Linked DNA regions of Homo sapiens: region 1 is linked to region 2. The links are chromatin contacts, found by Hi-C or POLR2A ChIA-PET in ENCODE. All regions are on one chromosome and are shown on one strand. Each heading gives the region's core, a stretch centred on a gene start or an enhancer-like site at or near the end of the contact. The rest is flanking DNA. Distances are from core to core; before and after follow the strand shown. Region 1 has its middle 94 kb from the start of CXCL13. Region 2 has its middle 46 kb from the start of CXCL13.

Region 1 (5,990 bases), core at 2,958-5,457, 46 kb before region 2:
TATAAATAAACTAGGACTAGAAGAAATGTAACTTCTAATTTTCTTATCTGGACCAATTTACTTATTTGGCATAACTGAACAACAGCTCAACTCTTAACATAATTGAGCCTCTTTTATTCTGCAGAAAGTTTGATTCCATTACCCTCTCACCTTGAAAGAAGGGAAATAGTTTGATACTGAAGGAAAGGGAGGAGTCTACCCTTGTCCTTTGTTTCCCTCATCATACACTTAGTCTTTAAACTCTCTTTACCTGGAGAGACGCATTTTAGTGGAGTAATGAATCCAGAAACCAGAGATGGACTGTCTATTCCCAGATATCAAATTAATGATCTTGGTCCTTTTTTTCCTCTACCTTTCTATAATGCTCAGCCATGATAAGCATCCATTTCTTTTGAAAAGTCTCTGTTCTCTTGGCTTCTGTGAAACTTCAGAAGATTTGAAGATAATGTAGGAAAAATAATTTATATCTTGTTCATTTTCTCTGTCCACTGGTCTTGAATTATTTCAAGCATCAGCCCTACTTGCTTTCTTTCCTTTTCATTTTTTCCATCCATTATTCCTATTTAGATGACTCCCTAATGTCTGTCTCCACTCCTAATCTCTTTTAGTTCTCTATTTCTAACTGCCTCTTGGGAAATTCTTGGGCACACCTAATTTCACTATCTTTGAAACTAAATGAATCGTTCATCATTAGTCTTGTTCCTCCTCTTGTGTTTCTTAGGTGGGGTGAGTAAAAGATTCCAATCAAGACTAGTTTAAAGTTTGAGGAGCCATGGAAAGAAAGATCAGTCAAGACCACTAGGACTTGAGAACTCCTATCTTTCTCCTCTCCATTTTATTCAGTACAGACCCATTATTACTAATTTAAGTTGCACAAAAGGCTATCAACAGTCTATTTACTGTGCTCTTTTATAGTTTTATTAATTTTATGGAACTGACATAAGTTCACCACTAATCTCAGTCTCTCATTCCTGTTTATGCGTTAGGCTCTTAAGTTTCCCAAATTCAACTTCTTTCATCTTGTAGATATTCAGGAACTTAATCCATGGTGACATGGTGGTATACATGTGTGTTTGTGCTATAAGGGAATAGGGTATTGCTATATAATCAAGTGTGGGAACTCATAAAATGGAAAACTTATCAAGAAATTAATTGAATCTGCACCTCTCCTCTGTACTCTTCCCAAATTCCAAGCTACAGTGGATGGGCAGAGTTATGAACCTATAATTGTCCTCCCTTTTTCTCTAATATTATCTAGAGTTATTCCTTGATCTGATTACGTTCTGAATACAAATGGAATGACTGGAAATGGCTCTTTGTATAACAGGACTGAACTGTGTTTTGAACACCTGCTGCCTAAATACATATTAAAGAGGCTCCTCCAAGTAGATGCCAGTGTCCATCAGTAAAAATACTCAGCTGTCTGGTGGGACAAGTGTTAGGTCACGTGGGCTCTCAGCAACTATCACCATATGCTGAAAATAAATGCCAGAAAAAGAAATAAGAATTTTTTTTTAGCATGTATGGCAAAGGCCTGAGAGTAACCTCCATTATGGTTTTGGGAAGCAAACAATATTTTTGTGCCCATTTTCTGGAATTAGGCAATTATTATACAAAATTATGATCTTGCCTGTCTGAAACTACAGTGGTAGGACTGTCACCTTCCAATGGAATTGTGTATTCAGGGGCCACCAGTTTTTCTTTAGTGACAGTGACCTGTGTACTTTCAGGGACATAGGGAGGAGAGCCCTGGTGAAAAGATAAAATGGGAGAAGTATTTGCTCTATTCTGCTGTTCTATTCCCCTTATCTGTGACTCAAAGAGGTGCCAAGAAAAGAGTCTGAGATGACTTTGGGAAGAAAGAGAGGGCAGAAGAGAGGGAAATAAAAGGGTTGATTTTTTATGGGGGTGGCATTGAAGAATTGCTAATAGAAGAAAGAGTTACAGGAGCTGGTGGAAGCAATAAAATTGTTTAGGCTACCCGTTGGCTGTGGGTTTATGTTGTTAACATGCTGTACCTAGAGCAGAGTATTATATTGGCATTGACTTGTTACTACTATAAATATCTGGAAATGTCTTCTAAACTAATAGCAGTTGTTTTCCTATCTTTTAAAAAATATATACGTAGGAAAAAAAATGTTTGGATAAAAGTACATCAAGAAGGTTACTACTTGTAAATTATTTCTTATATTCTGTTTTTTTCTCACTTAAGTATTTTTCCAGGTTAACACATATATGTCAAAACCACAGAATATTATGAAGCCATTCAAAATGATTTGGTTGTGCTATTATATGGCTTAATTTTGTATTTATTGGATATTTAAGTTGTTTCTAATATTTTCCTATTGTATATCACTGAAACATAAATGTACTAGAATTTTTCCTTTTTAATATCAAAACTTACTTTGCTAATGTTTAGAATCAGTGGAATTACAGGGGAGCATTTAGGTAACGTGTGACTTACCAAGCTACATGTGGAAGCTTGAGTTTCTAATCTACCTCCACCATTCAAGTCCAGGGAGCAAGAGGGTTAAACTCCTAGCAGATGGTGCTGCTGCTAATGCTGCTGCTGACTGAGCATGTCAGGAATTTAAAGAGTTGCTTAAACAGGGTTAATATATGGCCTGTGGGAAGACAGCTGTTGTGTAGCAGAATTACAGGTCAGGAGGTTAGCCACATTTCCCTGAAAACAGAGGACTCGCCAGAGTCAGAATCAGTGAAAGCCATTTAGGGAAAGGAAAAAGCAGAAAGGTTCTATTTAAGGGAGCAGTTGAATGAGAGGGTAGAAAGTGCTAGGGTAGAACAGAATAACTACCAAATATAGAGGGGAATGGGGGAATGAAAGGAGACAGAAACAAGCATAGCAGAACACTGCCCCTACAGCCTCCACTCTGGAGATGCAGAGAGAGGCCGTACCACCAGCCCATTTCCCAGTTCCAGGGTTCGTTGTCTTATGCTTTCACCAGTATAGGGATGTGAGTTGGGAGAGCTCTGATCCTGCCAGGCTATTAGACGTTTAACATGGCTAATTGGCCCTGTAAGAGGACACAATGGGATGCTACCAAGTTGGAAAAAAAAATTAGCCTCTTGGAATTAAAATCTCATCAAGTAGCTGATATCTAATGCAGTCCAAATTCTGCAAACACCTTGAGGGTCTATTCTTAGTGAAGCACTGTGAAAGGGTATTACGGAGGTTTGAAATTTAAAAATGTGAAACACCCATCTCAGCTCTCAGGTAGTTTATTATATAATACAAGGGTGATGAACAGAGGAATTAGATAAACCCATGACTGTAATACAAGGTGACTAAGAAAACTGCTACCGAGAAAGTGGCAGGAGGGTCAAAAACAAGAGAGAGACCAGGACTGGTGAAGAAAACAGTGAATGTTTCCAAAGGATGTAGGCAAATATTACAAAGATGTAGGAGGGCATTACACGTGAAAGTGATCACATAATCACAGGCACTGAGTGACTAGTCTATCCCTCATACATGTTCATTTTAAAGTACTCTGAGGTTTCCTTCTTTTTTTTTTTTTTTTTTTGACAGAGTTGCCCAGGCTGGAGTATGGTGGCACGATCTCCACTCACTGCAACCTCTGCCTCCAGGGTTCAAGCGATTCTCATGTCTCAGCCTCCCAGGAAGCTGGGATTACAAGTGTGCGCCACCATGCCTGGATAATTTTTGTATTTTTAGTAGAGACAGGGTTTCGCCATGTTGGCCAGGCTGGTTTCGAACTCCTGACCTCAAGTGATCTGCCAGCCTTGGCCTCCCAAAGAGCTGGGATTACAGGTGTGACCCACCGTGCCAAGCCTAACCTGAAATTTCTTTATGGAATAAGTCAGTCTTTCCTCATATTCGATTTCTGGCATAAATGGGTATTCAATAAATATATTTTGAATATTTGAAGACCCCAGTTTTTATATTGGCCTATAGAATGATATAAGGAAAGACCATAGACTTTAATGCTAGATAGATATGGGTTCAAATTTCAATACATTTTCTCGCTGTGTGACCTTGAACACAGTACTCATTCTCTGAGCGGTTTCCTTATCTATAAAAATGAGGAATATAAGGATGGACTTTGCAAAGTTGTCGTAAGGATTAAGGAGGAAGACATGTTCATACACTTGCTTGGTAAGAGCTAGTGTTCTGCTTTCCCTTGCCTTCACCCTTGCCCTGACCGAGTCTGTGTAGCTGCTTGCCACTTCCTTGGTAACACCAGAGGGCAACATCGTCCCATTCTTATATCAAAGTTTTTCAGGAGTGAATGCTTCTTTGCAGACAGATTTTTTTAAATGCTTCAGCAAGGGAGGAAATAGAAACTCCATGCTCCTGAATGTGAATAGGGCGATAAGGGCTAAGCCCTGGAAAGACTTTGGAGCAGCTGCTGTGTTCCTCTGTGGGCAACAGCTATGGGCAGACGCTGTTGGAAGGCACTCCTTGTGCCGTCTATTTCTGCCAGCTGGGTTAAGAGGACTTCTCGTGCTAACAGAACCTTAAACTGGGAATCTAAATCAATCGGCTTGTTTACTACTAGAAAACCATTGTGCTTGTGTGATATATCTGAAAAGCCTGCTGGAATGTGTTTGCCAGAGTCTCATTACTATGGTGACTATGTATTCTAGTTAGCCTGGGACAGTCCTGGTTTATGCCTGTGGTCCCAGAGTAATTATTAGTGCCCTCTTTTACACTCAAAGTATCTCAGTTTTCAGGATAAGTTACATGGCCATCCTAGTCAGAACATTAAAAGGGATACTCACTAACAGTAAGGATCTGACGTAGCAAGAGTCCTCTGGTCGGTCTGGTTAAGACCGTGCATGGGCTTTGGAATCAGAAAGTGACATCTGGGTTAAAAACCCTGCTCTATCTGTGTGTCATTGGCAAGTTAGTTAACTTCTTTAAGCCTGTTTCCTGATGTATAGATTAGGGACAACAGAACATGAATGCACTGTCTCATTTAATCCTCCTAGTGAAAATGCTTACATGAGGCTCTGGGACAGTGATACATGGTTGCTACCCCTGGTATTATTTTTAAGATTTGCTGTAAGATTCAGGCTGTCACCTTAGCTGTATTGATTGGATCTCTGGATTTGAGGGAGTTGAGGGCAAGAGTGAAATGAATTGCACAAGGTTACAGAAACAATTATTGAATTGCTCAAGGTTAGAGCCAAAAAGAGCACCCACACCCATCTCTCTGTCTAGTGCACCAAGGTGGTTGCTGTTTCTGTGGAGATAATTCAAGGTTAAAGATGTGACCCAATGTCTATCCTGAAGCCTTTAGCAAATACTGGGCACAGTATTATTCTGAAGCATAGAGGAGAATAGACATCTGACTATTCTACTGCATTATTCTTTTCATTTTATTGCAAAATGTTTTATGTATGAATAAAAATAACCTTGTCATGAACACCAGAAAATGCACCCCTATTAAATCCTAACATTACTCCATACTTTTTTTTCAAAGAAATTAAATGTCAATGTCATATTCTATTCATCTTATCTGTCCCTATCTTCCCCTTCCAACAAGAGAATACAATAAAAATGTTTCAATAAGGAAAAATAGAAATTAAATGTCACATACAATTAAGACCTCCTATGTACCCCTCTTGTATAGACTTTTCCCTTATTAGATAATATTTTAACAGGTTTTTAAACTTAATTTAAATGGTGTCATACTATATCCCTCTGCAACTTTTTTTTCGTGTTGCTTAATATGTTATCGAGATTTATCCATGCTGGTAAGTGTGGTATACTATTACATTATATGAATATTCTGCAGCTCATTTACTCATTTTCCTTTTCATAGATGTTTTCATTGGTTCCAGTTTTCTGTAATTATGAACGATGCTGCAATGAGCATCCTTATGCATAAGACTCTCATACATGTAAGAGTTTCAGTATGGGTTATAGCCACAAGTGGACTTGCAGGGTCTTGGAGTATTAGTATCTTTGACTTTACTCAAACTGCCAATTTTTGCCAAATATTACC
Region 2 (5,650 bases), core at 1,396-3,895:
GGATCTTAGATTGCTGGGCTCCATGGGGGTGGGATGTGCTGAGCTGGACCACTTGGCTCCCTGGCTTCAGCCCGCTTTCCAGGGGAGTGAATGGTTAGGTCTCACTGGTGTTCCAGGCACCACTGGGGTTTGAAAAAAAAAAAAAACTCCTGCAGCTAGCTTGGTGTCTGCCCAAACAGCTGCCCGGTTTTGTGATTGAAACCCAGGGCCCTCGTGGTGTAGGCACCCGAGGGAATATCCTTGTCAGTGGGTTGCGAAGACTGTGGGAAAAGTGGAGTATCTGGGCTGGAATGCACTGTTCATCATGGCAGAGTCCCTCACAGCTTCCCTTGGCTAGGGGAGGGAGTTCCCTGACCCCTTGTGCTTCCCAGGTGAGGCAATGCCCCACCCTGTTTCAGCTCGCCCTCCGTGGGATGCACACACTGTCTAACTAGTCCCAGTGAGATGAGCTGGGAACCTCAGTTGGAAATGCAGAAATCACCCACTTTCTGCATTGATCTTGCTGGAAGCTGCAGACTGGAGCTGTTCTTGTTCGGCCATCTTGCCAGCCACTCCTAATGTTGTTTTTTGAATTAAACTTCTGGAACTTCTTTTTTGATGACTCTCTTGTAATGAGCAGAATCCCAGTGGGCAACAGAATGATAGACACTACAAAGACTTGGGTCCAAAACTTATTTATTCCATGACGATCATCTAAGAAACTGTTTTTCTATGAGATCACAGATTTAATTGACTTAAGTATGAAGAATTAGACCAAATTGATTTTGCCATTTTGTGTTTTAGATTTGAAATCTTGACATCAGTCTCCAAGCTATTGGAATGGTGTGAAGGGCAGGAGACAAAGATTTCAAATAGACTTTGAAACTACAGGAAGCCAAGAATGTCTTTGAGTAGGGGAATGTTTCATTTGTATGTATCTTTGGCTCTTAGTTCATTTTGCTTTGAAAATTGTATTCTGTTAATACAATTAGGTCTGGAATTCTGTGTCTTCCTCTTTTTTTCTATATCAAGATTAGGATTGCATGACAAAAAGAACATTGGATAAGGAAGTATGAGCCATCTTGGCTCGGGCTTTACTCTCAGATCTACTAGTTATGTGACCTTGGCAATGCTGTTAGTCAACTTAGATTACTTTTTCCTCATCTGGACAATTAGGTTATTTGGTTAGGTGACTTCTGCTGTCCTTTTCAACTCTGGGAATTCATGATCTCAGAGTTGTACTCAGGTGAAGTAGTGTTTTCTTCACCTCACTTAAGATTAGATATATTTCTGTTTCTAATGATAAAGGTTAATAAGAGGAAGGAAATATTCCTCAGGATAAGGTGAGCCCAAGACCAACGACAATAGCATATTTGAAGTCACACATCTCTGAGCACGCTGGTTTTGTTTACTGTCATTATTCTCTCCTATATAAGGTTCCAGTAAAAAAGATCCTTATCTTAAACCAACAATGTTAGCTGCTCATTTGGATTATGTTGAAACTTAAAGGAAAAAGTCCCTACTGGTTGATTAGAAAGCTGTATTACCATAGTCTCAATAACAGAGAACAGTGCTATATTGTCATGCAAGTTCCTCTGTGGTAGAGGACTTCTGAGATTTCTTTTACTCTCTGTAGGGACAATACAATCAATATTCATTGGCAAGCAGGAGTGGAGTGTTAATAATTACTTTTGAACACACACTAAATATGTGGTGATCAAATCTTTTCAGAGTAGCTTGTTTCTTAAACAGTAAACAAATTTAGAAATGTAATTTCCAGCCAAGTCTCAACCAAGACCATTTTGTTTTTTTCTTTAACATAACCATTTCTCAGATAACAGACATCCCTTTCCCCAAAGGCATAAATATAAAGGATATAACAGTATAACTGCACTGAGTGTTAACTTAAAAATCTCTTATAACCCTTCAAGTAATATTAGTGACTATTCTTACAAAAAAATTGGTTATGCACCTTCCTTCAAAGCAAGAAAGGATGCAATGAGGAAAGGATAGAGAACTATGACTAGTCAGTTGTGCTAGGGATAATCTAGACAAACTGCCATTCAAGGATAAAGGCAAAAGGAAGTTTTGGACATTCAAGAACTCATGAATTACTGCTCTGAAGGCCCCTTCTTAAGAAATCTATCGGAGAGCAAACTTCAGCTAACCAAGAGGTAGCTGGAACAGGACCACCAGAAGTCAAGACAGCTTTTTTCCTATCGTTGCTGCTGCTAAAGGAGTTCATGAGGACTAAGTACTATTCTGAGGTGCATCTTAACAGTCTGTCTGCTGTCACTCTGACAATGTCACTGACAATATCACTGACAGTGTCTGTGCTGTCACAATATTCCTGGTAGCTTATACTTGTCATAGTAAAGTCTATTTTGGCATAGAACAAGAACATAATACTGTGCCCCAAAGTCATAAAGGATGGAAAAAAAAATCAGTCAATGCTATTTGTGCAATGTTCTTTCTATGTGACCCCGTGCTCTGGTTGAGTGTTTGAATAAAATGATTGCTAAAATTCTTTTAAGTGGTGATACTTGATGATTTTATAGCATTTTGGCATGGCATAAAGTACTCAAGACTTTGGACTGCATGTCACCGTTTCCTCCTCAAAACTGTCATGAACAACGAAGTTAGTTAATGCTGGCAAAGTGCCATCTTTAAAACAGAGGAGCTGTGTCACAACTCACAATGAGGGAAACACACTGAAATTTTTCAGCCAGCCAGCTTCCCAGACCATTGAATAGAATCACATTGTAAAGGGTGGCCCTGCCTTGAAGCACTCCTAAAATGAGAATTCTGGGAGAAGCCTTTCCAATGGTTTGGGTTAACTTGAAGGTAGACCCTGTGATTCACATTCTGAAAAGACCTTAGACACCATTTGTTGTAATTCTATCCTTTGACAGAAGATACTGCAACAGAGGATATTCAGATTTGACTAAAGTCCCAGAGGAAGTAACTTACTGAGCCAGAACCATATCAGGTCCCTTTTGCCTCCTGCACTTCAAATCTCCATTTTCTTCAAGCTCCTGAGCACACTAACTTCCCCTTCAAGCTTAACAAATGGATGGGCTTAAGTGAGTTTCTACCTCACAGAAAAAGTAACAACAATAAGACAAAAACTTTCTCAACTTTCTGCCACCAACTTGAATCTTTCTACTGCCCTCTCCTAAGAGAAGAGGAGGACTCCTCTCTTTCCTAGGCTAATCTTTTCCCCAGTGTTCTGTCATACTTTCTCCTCATAACTGTCATGAACCACCAATCACCTTCTAAGGACCTTGATCAACTGATTATCCCCCACATCTTTAAGCTCTTTCTTTCTTTTTTGAGACAAAGTCTCACTCTTGTTGCCCAGGCTGGAGTGCAATGGTGTGATATTGGCTCACTGCAACCTCTGCCTCTTGGGTTCAAGCGATTTTCCTGCCTTAGCCTCCCAAGTAGCTGGGATTACAGATGTGCACCACCAAGCCCGGCTAATTTTTGTATTTTTAGTAGAGATGGGGTTTCACCATGTTGGCCAGGCTGATCTCAAACTCCTAACCTCAAGTGATCTGCCCGCCTCAGCCTCCCAAATTGTTGGCATTACAGGCGTGAGCCACTGCACCTGGCCACCAAGCTTTTTCTATTGACTTTTCCACACTCAAGGACTTTTCAACTTTACTGGTTACATTTCATGCCTTTTAGTAAAAAGAAAAAAAGAGATTTGAAGTAAATATGACTAAATGTTAGCAGTTGTTGATTCTGGAGCTGGGAAAATAGGAATTTATTATTTTAATCTCCATGTCTTCTGTATCACCATTTTTTTTCCTTCCAAAGATAAAAGATTGAGAACAGTGTTATGGGATCAATCAAGATCAGAGAGCATAAATGCAAAATGGTTTCCATCTATGGAGACCACATAAAGTCACGGCTTCCCTTTAATTTTCACAGAGAGTGAAGGAAGTTTTGAGTCCTGCTGACTGAGCTTAAAAAAAAAAAAAAAAGAAAAAGAAAAGTACATTGGGAGAGTCTTCTGTTTACATTTGAGTAGGGGATTTCCAAACTCCACTTTAGCAGCTGTGAAATGATTTATTTATAGGTGGCCCAAAAGCTAGCTGGAAGTGATCATTTGGAATTTTTAAAACCTTTTCAGCAATTTTACTAAAAACTTTATCAACCATTATAAAAACACAACAAAGGTCAACATTCATTCATTTATTGGATTCTCAAATATATGCTGGCAAGTAGTATACAAGCTAATCAATGAGCAGATAAGTCAGAATTTTACTTTCTACTATTACTTCTAATTTCATAAAGAAAATTGCAGCTGTTTTGGAAAACCCATTTTACTTTCCCATTTCCAGATCTCTATTCCCTGTCAGATTTACATTCATTCTTTCCTCCTTCCTAGTTTTCTTCTTATAGAGTAACTGCCCTCCCTCTGCATCCAAGGCCAATCTCTCCTGCTGTGCCCAGGACCTCCCCCACTCTCCACTTTGGAACTTTATGCCATGTCTTGTCTCTTTTATCTTCTGTCTTCAACGTTTTCCTCTCCATTAGGTCATTTCAATAGCATTCCATTAGTCTTACACACACACACACACACACACACACGCCCCAACTCCAGTGATCTCACATCCATCTCCAGCTGACCCCCAATCTCTTACCATCACAACCAAACCCCTCAAAAGTAAATTTAAAACTTTTTTAAAGGTGAACTTCTGTCCTCTGTTTCCATTTCCTTATTATCTTTCATTCTTCAACCCTGTCCATCTGGCCCCACCACCACACCACTATGTTTATTTCAAGATATTAAAGAGATTTCAAGAAATTGGCTTATATTGATTGTGGGAGTTTGCAGGTCTGAAATCTGTAGGACAGGGTGGCAGGCCCAAAACTCCTAGGCAGGAGCTGATGCTATAATTCATAAGCAAAATTTCTTCTTCCTCAGAGACACCTCAATTTTGCTCATAAGGCCTTTCAATGGATTGGATTCAATCTAGGCCACCCAGATTATTGAAGACAATAATATCTTTATTATTATCTTTATTATATACTTAAGGTCAACTGACAGATGTTAACTGCACCTACAAAATAACTTCACAGCAACATCCAGATTAGTGTTTAATGGAATAATTGGGTACTATAGCCTAGCCATATTGGCATATAAAACTAATCATCACACTCACTCCCACTAAGAGGGTGGGATAGGCATTCACAGTACACTGGTAACTCCACATGAACTGCTAACAGTCTTTCATATAGCCTTGAGGTAGTGGAAGAAGTTGGGCTGGGATGCAGTCACAACAAAGGCCTAGAAACCCCATGGGGTTCTAAAGTTGAGATGGCTTCTGTGATGGCTAATTTTATATATCAACTTGACTGCTCCATGGGGTGCCCATATTAATTAAACACTGTTTCGGGGTGTGCGTGTGAAGGTATTTCTGGATGAGATTAGCATTTGAATTGGTTGACTCAGTCAAACAGATTGCCCTCCTCAATGTGGGTGGGTATCATCAAATCCACTGAGGGGCCTGAATAGAACAGAAACCCAGAGGACACAGGGATTCGGGCCTTTGGATTTGGACTGAAATTACACCACCAGCTTTCCTGGGTCTCCAGCTTGCAGATGGGAATCATGAACCTTCTCAGCCTCCATTATCATGTGAGTCAGTTCCTCATAATC

Evidence for each region. Hi-C counts contacts between places; a loop is a spot of excess contacts on that map. ChIA-PET counts read pairs that join two places held with the same protein, here RNA polymerase II (POLR2A). Pooled maps may share reads with other maps.
Region 1: a map of Calu3 shows a loop between it and region 2 (5-fold over the local background). The contact joins two enhancer-like sites. A Hi-C loop is called at or near these places in 1 of 168 maps with a recorded cell type or tissue (Calu3) and 1 of 50 pooled maps. POLR2A ChIA-PET finds 5 or more read pairs at or near these places in 2 of 52 experiments (activated CD4-positive, alpha-beta T cell and naive thymus-derived CD8-positive, alpha-beta T cell).

Annotation. Positions count from the first base shown.
Region 1 is chr4:77,696,713-77,702,702 of GRCh38, reverse strand. No RefSeq gene overlaps it. Among named protein-coding and RNA genes, the nearest start is that of CXCL13, 94 kb to the right of the region's middle. Within about 2 kb of position 4,207, at least 5 of the 41 ENCODE cell types and tissues checked have a DNase peak (open chromatin) inside an H3K27ac peak, as active enhancers do.
Region 2 is chr4:77,649,341-77,654,990 of GRCh38, reverse strand. No RefSeq gene overlaps it. Among named protein-coding and RNA genes, the nearest start is that of CXCL13, 46 kb to the right of the region's middle. Within about 2 kb of position 2,645, at least 3 of the 41 ENCODE cell types and tissues checked have a DNase peak (open chromatin) inside an H3K27ac peak, as active enhancers do.